Linked DNA regions of Homo sapiens: regions 2 and 3 are each linked to region 1. The links are chromatin contacts, found by Hi-C or POLR2A ChIA-PET in ENCODE. All regions are on one chromosome and are shown on one strand. The core of a region is the stretch at or near the end of the contact, and the rest is flanking DNA. Distances in the headings are between cores, read along the strand shown. Region 1 holds the start of ZNF215 (zinc finger protein 215). Region 2 holds the start of RHOG (ras homolog family member G). Region 3 overlaps STIM1 (stromal interaction molecule 1).

Region 1 (3,021 bases), core at 343-2,842:
GGACAACTGCAAAGTATCTAAAAACAGTAAAAACATTGTACGTCAAAATCTAAAGCGCACAGCTGAAGCTCCTGATAGGCAATGGAAAAGCCTTACATATAATTAAACAAGAATGAGATGCATTAAATATCCAACTCAGGAAATAAAAAAAAAGCAACAAATATACTGGGAGGTTTGTAGGTGAAAAACACAAATTAATGAATTACTCACTGTAAACAGTTACAGAGCTAGGACAGGGAGAGACGTTCAGGATGGCATGCTGCATTTAGGTAAGATTTCCGAGGTGGAATAGTTTTGATGATAGAGATCCAAGGTGTGACGTGACTGCAAGTAGCTTAAGTGGCAAATGATGAACACTGGAATATACAAAGCCAGGAAATATAACAGTTAAACTCTAAAGTACTGAATAGATGCCTCTGATATAAAGGTGGGATTCAGGATTAAGACACGGAGCCAGTACCACTGTGACGGAGGGACCTGAAGTTGTAGTGGATGGTTAGACTAATATAACCAGGTGGCACCAGTTCTACGGTTTTATGGCCGCAAGGAACTCGAACAGCTGCTAATTATGGAAAAAAGGTACTGTCTGTGAAGAGGGTTATTTCTAATCAAACAGGTTGTAGGTAGGACAGCTGCTTGAGGTAAGAACCACCTGGCGAGAGTAGCTTAGATAAAGAGGAACAGAAAACAGTTTGCAAATAAGTGACTGAATAGAAGTCATTTATGTTAAATGGAGAAAGAATTATTTTAAAATAAGTACGATACTTGGAGGTTTTAATCTTTTAGGGAGGTGGCCAGGAATGACTGGGAAAACAAGGCAATATGAATTAATTAAAACTCCATTGTCTTTCCCAGTTGATTGATCCAGTCACGCTTGGTTTTTCCATGAGGCATCAATACCAGCCATTCCCAAACCAGCTGATCATAACATACTAACCACTCTGCGCGTCTGGAGACTGCCCCTATTGCAGAGTGGAAGAGGCGACAGGAGTGTGGTTAAATCCTTGCTTTAGCGGAGCTGGATCCTGACCCCAGCCGTCCCGCCGCCCACCCCCTCGCCCTCTGTCGCTGCTCTCAACGCTTGTCTTACTTCCGCAGCCCACGTTTCCATCCCTCCCGTCAGCTCGCGCCCTCCTCCAGGTTTTCCGGCACAGACCTTGGAGGGCAGCGTGGAAACTGGGTAACTGCAAGCAAGCTGAGGTAAGCTGCACGTTCCGCATGGACGCCCTCAAGCGTGATTCCCAATTCCAAGACCCCGCGTCCCCACCGCCCGCTGACGAGAACGATACCCGTGAGCACCGCTCCTCTCCAGTGGCCCGTTCAGTCACTCACAAGCGCCAGTTCTCAGAGGAGCCGCGGAATCGCTGTCTTGGACAGTGAAGGGAGCTGGCGTTGGTAATCACGCTGCAACTAGGAATCCCTGACCTCGCCGAACCCTCAACTCACTGCCGGCTCCGAGTTTCATAAATTGCCGCGGAACAACCTCGACGCACTCTTGCGCACGCGCACCAGCTGTGGAAGGAACCCCCTAGGAGCCCCCGCGACCCGGATCGGTGAGGTAGACCAGGCCTTTGCCAGCCCCGTCCCTTTCTGCAGGCCCCGTCCCTTTCTGCAGGCCCCGCCCACGCCGCACACTTGGAACTCTGGCCCTGTGAATGGACTCACGGTGAGCTTCTAGTGGCTTAAAGAAATGAGCGTCATACTTCCGGCGCTGCCTCATCCCGTCCGGGGAAACTAGTCCAAATCGCCTTTCTGTTCCCCACACCCCATTTGTCTGGAATCAAAAAACAATGACAATTTCGACAAGACATTGTCTCTTACATGGTCTTTATTGGTTTATTGGTTCACAGATTCATTCATTCAGTTTTGTATGGAAGTGAGAGGGCTTGCAGTTCGTTGTTCAGTTTTGGCTTGTTAAGACTGAGGTACTTTGTGGCATCTGAGAAGCATTGTCAATTAGGCATTTGGATGTAGGCATTTGGGAATTTAGAGATGTCTGGGGCTAGACCTGTAAAATTTGGGTCAATCTGGGTAGATGGTGATTGATGCTATCCATTGGAATAGGACTGCAGAGAAAGGGACAGAGAGGAAGAGAGAAAATAGAAGGAAATGGGCTGGAATTGGCCCAGGGAACACCAACACCATTGGTTGAGTCAGGAAGGCGGACCTGCAAAAAAGAGAGAGGAGGATCAGCCTGAGAGGTAGGAGGAAATCTGGTGGGTGTGGAGACACAGAGGGAAGGGATGTGTGTGTCACAAAGGAGAGAATGCTTGGTGGCATTAAGTACATGATAATATGATTAGTGCTTGCCTAGAGGCATGTGGACAGTGCTGTAGGAGCAGAGTGAAAGAACTTAAACCAGAGAGAGCTTTATATCTAGGCCAGGAGTGGACTAAGGTAAAACAAGATGGCAACTTTGAACAGCTAGTGACACAAAAAAACAAGGACACACCATATAGTTTCTTTTATTTCTTTTTAAATAGACCTTATTTTTTAGAGCAGTTTTGGATTTACAGTTTTGGAAAAATTGAGAAGGTAATATACAGAGTTACCTTCTACTCCACAACTAGTTTTCCCTGTTATTACCCTCTTAAATTATTATGGTATATTTGTTACAACTAAGAAAATAAAAATAAAATATAAAAATAAAAAATAAAATAACATTGATACATTAAGTCCACAATACTTTATTCAGATTTCTTATTTTCTTTGCTTTTTTCTTTTCTTTTCTTTCTTTCTCTTTCTTTCTTTCCTTTCTTTCTTCTTTCTTTCTTTCTTTCTTTCTTTTTCTCTCTTGCTTGCTTGCTTCTTTTCTTTCTTTCTTCTTTTTTTGACTGGGTCTCACTCTGTCACCCAGGCTGCCAGGCTGGAGTACAGTGGTGTGACAGCTCACTGCAGCCTGGACCTCCCTGAGCTCAAGTGATTCTCCCATCTCAGCCTCCCAAGTAGCTGGAACTACAGGTGCTTGCCACCATGCCTGGCTAATTTTTTTTTAAATTTATTTTTTGTAGAGATGGATTT
Region 2 (3,021 bases), core at 273-2,772, 3.1 Mb after region 1:
CTATTTATTTTTTTAAAAATATAAGTAGGCTGGGTGTGGTGGCTGACGCCTGTAATCTCAGCACTTTGGGAGGCCAAGGCAGGTGGATCAACTGAGATCAGTAGTTCGAGACCAGCGTGGCCAACAGGGTGAAACCCCGTCCCTACTAGAAATACGAAAATTAGCCGGGTGTGGTGACATGCACCTGTAACCCCAGCTACTCGAGAGACTGAGGCAGGATAACTGCATGAACCTGGGAGGCAGAGATTGCAGTGAGCCGAGATCGTGCCACTGCACCCCAGCCTGGGTGACATCGTGAGACTGTCAAAAAATATGTGTGTGTTTGTGTTTATAGAGACAAGGTTTCACCATCTCTGTAATTACAGGCAGACGCCACCGCGCCAGACTCTTAGGGTATGATATTTTTAAAAGATATTTGTTTAGTGTTTGAGATACGCATTGACAACAGGTCTTTTACACCCATTCTCATGTTATCTTCAAAACTACGGGGTGAAATATAATTATTCTATTTTACCAAAGACAGATTTGAGGCTCAGAAAGGTTAAGCTATTTATTCCTGGAATCAATCCGTTTATTTGAAAAGCTTCTGGAAGACAGGGATCCTGTCTTAAACGCTGTGTTTCTTCACAGCACCTAGCACTTAGCTCTCTCCACGTGGTAGGCGCTCAGAAACTTTGTGCTGAACGAAGGATATGGATTCTCAAGTCAAAGCTCCGAGCGCAAAGCCAGGGAGCGAAGCACCAGAGGGCGCCCATGAGCCCGCCCACCCGCGGGTCGCCGGGGCCCAAGCTGGACCTCAGGCCTGGGTGCGGCTCTTCAGCCCCAAGCAGCTGCGCGCCCCAGCAGAACAGGGGGCGAGGGGGCGAGGGAAGCCCCAAGTCCTCCGTCCGCCCCGCCCCCTCCCCAGAGCCAGGCCTCGCAGGGCTGCACGGTGCTGAATGACGACTCGACATCCTGTTTTTGGGGCCCGCGGCTCCGCCTGCGCCTCTGCTGATCTTGTCTTTCCCTTGGGTGCTGACGCCAGCTCCTCTTCCCCCCGAGTCTCCCCACCCTCCCCAGGGGTCTGGGGCCTTCCCACTGCTGAATCACCACCACCTCGCACTCCCCCGGGGCTCAGGGCAGGGGCGGGGACTGCCCCAGCCTCGGCCACCACTCTATCCCTGGGGTTGACTGAAGGGACCAGGCCCAGGGGCGCCTTTCTCAGCATCTTCCCGCGGAGGCTGGTGGGGGCGGGATGGGGGGAAGAGGACGAACGCCTAGCGCCCAGGGTAGGGCCTCCAGGGGTAGGGTGGCCAGGAGGAGGCGGAGAGACTTGACCTTGGGAGGCCTGACTTACTGACCGCAGGGGCAGCGGACTGGGAGGGGAACGTGGCAAGCCCGGGACTGGGCCGGGGGCGAGGCTGGGGGCGGGCCGGGGCTGGAGAGGGGGAGATCGGCCCTCGGACTTCCTGGTCGGGCCCCGCCCCGGCCCGCCCCGCCTCGCCGGCCCGCCCCCCCCACTTCCTCCGGCCTCCCGCTCTCACTTCCTTCTCGAGCCCGGAGCCGCTGCCGCCGCCCCCAGCTCCCCCGCCTCGGGGAGGGCACCAGGTGAGGCCCGGCCGGGGCTGGCGGGTAGGGGTCCGGGGGAGGAGAGCCCGGCCGGCCCAGGACTCGGCGCGGGCGCCGGCTCATGAGTTTGCTGGCGGAGGCCGCGGGCGGGAGCTTCTCGGTTCAGTCCAAGTAGGGCGGGCGCGGCCGGCCGGGCGGGGCGGGAACGGGGCCACTGCGAGCCGGCGGAGGCTCGGCGAGGGTGGCTTCCCGGCGGCTGTACCGCCTCTAGGGAGCCGAGAGGGACCCCTGAGGTCGGAGGGTCCCGGGCTCCAAGATAAGTGTCTCTGAAGTGGAAGAGCTCAGAGCTGGGAGATCGGACGCAGGTGGGGTGTCCTCAGAAGTTGGTGGGGGGGGTGTTGAGAAGTGCGTGAGGGGAGAGGGCTTCTGGGCTGGAAAAGGCGCTCCCTCTGCTCTGGCAGTTGTGACACTTGGGGTGAGAGGGGCGGTGTCTGGGGCCTCCGAAAGCTCTCTCCCTGTCAGATGGATGCTAATACAGACCCACACTCGGTCTGCAGCCCCAAGGCCCTCTGCACTCAGGAGGACCCGGGTTGGGTGGGGGAGCCCCGCCGACCCCAGTCGTTGTCTGTATGTCTGTTTTCCTGAGTCCCGACCTTACCTGGAGCCAAGCAGTAGGTATTTAGTGAGCAGACGCTGTTCCTAGCTGACCAGAGCCTGGCCTTGCTCTTTTGGGAGTAACTTGGTCTTGCCCTGTAACTGGAAGTGGAAGGACTCTCATTCAGAGGTACTGATAGTCCCTGACAAGTTTTTGTTGTGTCTTTTGGGGACAATTGAGAACCATCTCCTAGTGTTCCTCTTCATTCTTAGTCCCTGAATTATACACATGCTCCTGTCGTCTCCCTCCACACCTTCTTTAGTTTCTACCCACAAATCCGCCATCACTCTCTTCTCATCCCTTCCAGTCTCTTTTCCTCCAAACATACGGTCATACCTAGGCCTTGACCTGTCTTCACCTACCCTGCCCCATGTTCGTCTTGGTCCTCTGCAACCTGCCCCATCCCTTCCCTTCCCAGCTCTGGCACCCACACACATGCACCTCCTGGTTTCTTCCATCACCCCTCATTCCTTTTGAACCCTCAGCCTGTCACCCTCTCTGTATCCTTCCCTCCCACCCACTTATCTCCAGCTTTGGAATCAGTTGTTGAAGACTTAGTGAGTTCTAGAGTCTTTTCAAACCTCCCTAGCTTGGAGAGGCAGTCTGCAGCCTCCCAGTGATAGAGACGGATTAAAGAGCTGGAAAGCCTGTGTGTGTGTGTGTGTGTGTGTGTGTTTGCGTGTGTGTTCGCACGCGCGTGTCTGTGTATCTACATCTTCATCTCTTAGAGATGGATTAAAGAGATGGAAAGCCTGTGTGTGTGTGTGTGTGTGTGTGTGTGTGTGTGTGTGTTCGCGCGCGCGTGTCTGTGTGACTAC
Region 3 (3,021 bases), core at 283-2,782, 3.1 Mb after region 1:
TCCTTCTACTGGGCAGGGATTGTCTTATAACACATAATAAACATGCTAAATGTTGACTGAAGAGATAAAGAACACTAACTACAAAGACACAGCCCCTACCCCAAGGCTTAAATTCAGAACAGTTGAACCAGGGTGATAGTTTTGGAAAATATAAACTGAATATACACCACTCTGTAGCTAGGTACTACCTACTCAGAATTCATAAGTAAAATACAGCCTCTCTTTCCATCTCCCATCCCACCTCTAATCCTAGTTTCCCAGGCCACTTGGGTGATAGAATAAACTAACACCACTTAACAGTCCTATAAATTGTATAATTTTTAATCAAAATGCCTATCTCCACCTAAATTCTAAACTCAGATAGCTGTTTCTTCCCCGCCACCCCACCCCACACCAAGTTATTAAACAAAAATAGAAACAATTTTGGTCTTGGGATCAGATAAAGCTAATTTCAAATCCTGGCTCCGCCACCTTGGGAAAATGACCTTAAGTTCTCAGTTACAATTTCTTCATCAGTAAAATGAGAGCTATATCCACCCTTAAGAGTTGTTTTGCAGATGTAAAACACCTACAAAGGTGCTCAATAAATAGTAGCTGTCATCATCATTCTTACCATCGAAGTTATTTCAGTTGTCTTAATTACATATTTATCTCTTCAGAGATATGAAGTGTGAGTTCCAGTGACCTTTGCTCTTGTCAGCAAAAGTTTCTTGAAACAAGACCTCCACAAATTCGACCACCCAGCAACAAATACACACACAGACACACACTGCTTTCTAACCTGTGTGTGTGTGTTACACCTGAAGGCCACCCATCTCCCCTGGCTGCTGTATTTCAGAAGCCAGCTCTGGGAACTTGGCAAGCACAGACACATTTGTTCGAACATACACTGTAGTGACGAGAGTTCTGAGAGCTTCCTGAGAGGCCTGAGATAACCCAGAGAGGCCAAACAGGAGCAGAGCTACTGAATCACACTGAGAAAATTAGAGGCACATGAGATTTGAAAGCCTGCCTGCTTGCCTGCCTGCCTGCCTGCCTGCCTGCCAGTGAGATTTCTGGTCATTACCTAGGCCAGAGATCAACACAAGGCAGCCAGGGGCTCTGTGTATATGGCCAACCGAGGAAAGGGTCAGATAAGCCCTTACTGGGCCGTGCTGACAGCACAGTTACTTTTATTCTTTTGTCTCCTCCATCACATCTCCCAAGAGGCCCCTCCCCAGCGTCTTGAAGGAAAGCTGATGTGATGCCTGCTCAGGCTGGAGTTCTCAGCATCAGAGATAACATTTAAAAAGCCAGCAATCTTCACAGGACTATCCTATCTCTCTGCTGCACAACAAGCCCAGGAGTGGGAACCATGAAAGGTTTCCTCCTCCGTTCCACAAGCTAGTCTCAGCAAAGTAGTGAAAGTTCATTCTGTTCATTCAGCTGCCTCAAATTTGACCTGAGGTAAACCCATGTGGGCCATGGAACCAAAGACAGGGAGCAGGAAGACCCAAGAAGGCCTTGCCTACAGGTTTCATGTCCTCTTCAAGCACAGTTCTCCACTCCTACTGCAGCCACCTGCTCAGGGTAGTCATTGCTGTGGCAAACAAAAACTGCCAACCAAAGTCAATAGCCAAACCATCCCTCATTATGACTGATAACTGTCACTGAGCACAGCTTCAGTAGGTGCTTAGTAAATAGGGATGAAGTACTAGGTCAGGCAGAAAAATAATCCCTACAGAACTCCTCAGAAAACTCACCATGTGAATTCTATCCCAATCCCAGGGCATGCTCATCTAACAGTTTTACAGGAACTGATGTCAAGTACTTGGTATTCTCCCTCCCCACCTACTCAATCCAAAGATCAATTCATTGTTATTCATTTGGTCAACAAATATCTACTGGGCACATACTCTCTGACCAGCACTCTCATAGGTACTGAGGATATGTACTACAGCCAACAAACCAGACATGGCTCTTGCCCTTAAGAGACAAGGAAATATTCAAAAATAATAATAATAATAAATAAAGCACAGTTTTAATTTCTTTTTTACTTTTCTTTTCTTTCTTTCTTTACCCTCTCTTATGGTGCTGATAACTCCATTTTTCAAGTGAGGAAACTGTCATTTGACAGTTTGGATCACACTGTCATACTGTCACCAAGAACTCAAACCAATGCCCAGTGCTCTTAGGTACTGGCTTGCTGTAAAAGACATATCTTGAGAGGCCGAGGCAGGCGGATCGCAAGGTCAGGAGTTCAAGACCAGCCTGATCAACATGGTGAAACCCCGTCTCTACTAAATATACAAAAATTAGCTGGGCATGGTGGCACGCACCTGTAATCCCAGCTACTCAGGAGGCTGATGCAGGAGAATCACCGGAACCCAGGAGGCGGAAGTTGCAGTGAGCCAAGATTACGCCACTGCACTCCAGCCAGGGGACAGAGCAAGACTCTGTCACAAAAAAAAAAAAAAAAGACATAGCAAGCTGCCTCTTGTGGCGTAAGCAGGGTGTGAAGTGCACAGAGAGCACTGCAGATAGTAAGTGCTACCAGAGTTTGTTCACAGGTCAGCAGTATCTCACAGCTAGAATTAGTGTCAGGAAAGACTTCATAGAGGACTGGAAGTAGAAATAAAGAAGGACAGGTAATAAAGACATTCTGAAGGAAGTTAAATGACATAAGTAAAAACAAAAGTGAAGCAGTATAAATAAAAGTTTGTTCTGCAGATCAGAACAAAGAAAAATGCTTGGCTTGCCAAGAATGCAGCAAGGGGAACAGAGGGAGATGAAGTGAGTAAAGTGGTCTGGGGCTGGAACTCTGTGTCAGGAAAGCAACCACCACCCATACAGAAATTTTAGAACCTGCACCTTCTCTATTCCATGCTCCCCAGCAGAAAACAAAAGTTTAAGTGCTGTTGGCTCATTTCCGGATTTTTCTTGCATGACTTCTCACACAAAAGAAATCTGCTCCACTCTGATAAACATGACAGGACCACAGCCATCCCTCTTCAAGTCTTGCCTGCTCTAGCAAGTTGTATC

The links. A loop is a pair of places that touch in the nucleus more often than their neighbours do. ChIA-PET counts read pairs that join two places held with the same protein, here RNA polymerase II (POLR2A). Pooled maps may share reads with other maps.
Region 2: a loop to region 1 is called in a pooled map, with 9 times the contacts of the local background. The contact joins the promoter of RHOG here to the promoter of ZNF215 in region 1. A Hi-C loop is called at or near these places in 1 of 37 single-sample maps with no recorded cell type and 1 of 50 pooled maps. POLR2A ChIA-PET finds 5 or more read pairs at or near these places in 1 of 52 experiments (A673).
Region 3: a map with no recorded cell type shows a loop between it and region 1 (15-fold over the local background). The contact joins the enhancer-like site here to the promoter of ZNF215 in region 1. A Hi-C loop is called at or near these places in 2 of 37 single-sample maps with no recorded cell type.

The regions. Positions count from the first base shown.
Region 1 is chr11:6,924,997-6,928,017 of GRCh38, reverse strand. It overlaps ZNF215 (zinc finger protein 215), which reads right to left and starts at 1,592. Exons shown (of 7, transcript NM_013250.4): 1 at 1,333-1,592; 2 at 211-356. It overlaps LOC107984019 (a long non-coding RNA gene), which reads left to right. Exons shown (of 4, transcript XR_001748112.3): 2 at 856-2,201.
Region 2 is chr11:3,839,460-3,842,480 of GRCh38, reverse strand. It overlaps RHOG (ras homolog family member G), which reads left to right and starts at 1,522. Exons shown (of 2, transcript NM_001665.4): 1 at 1,522-1,587. RefSeq lists silencers at 582-631, 672-941, 1,292-1,341, 1,392-1,781.
Region 3 is chr11:3,865,867-3,868,887 of GRCh38, reverse strand. The region is part of intron 1 of STIM1 (stromal interaction molecule 1); the gene reads right to left. Among named protein-coding and RNA genes, the nearest start is that of MIR4687, 11 kb to the right of the region's middle. Within about 2 kb of position 1,532, at least 25 of the 41 ENCODE cell types and tissues checked have a DNase peak (open chromatin) inside an H3K27ac peak, as active enhancers do.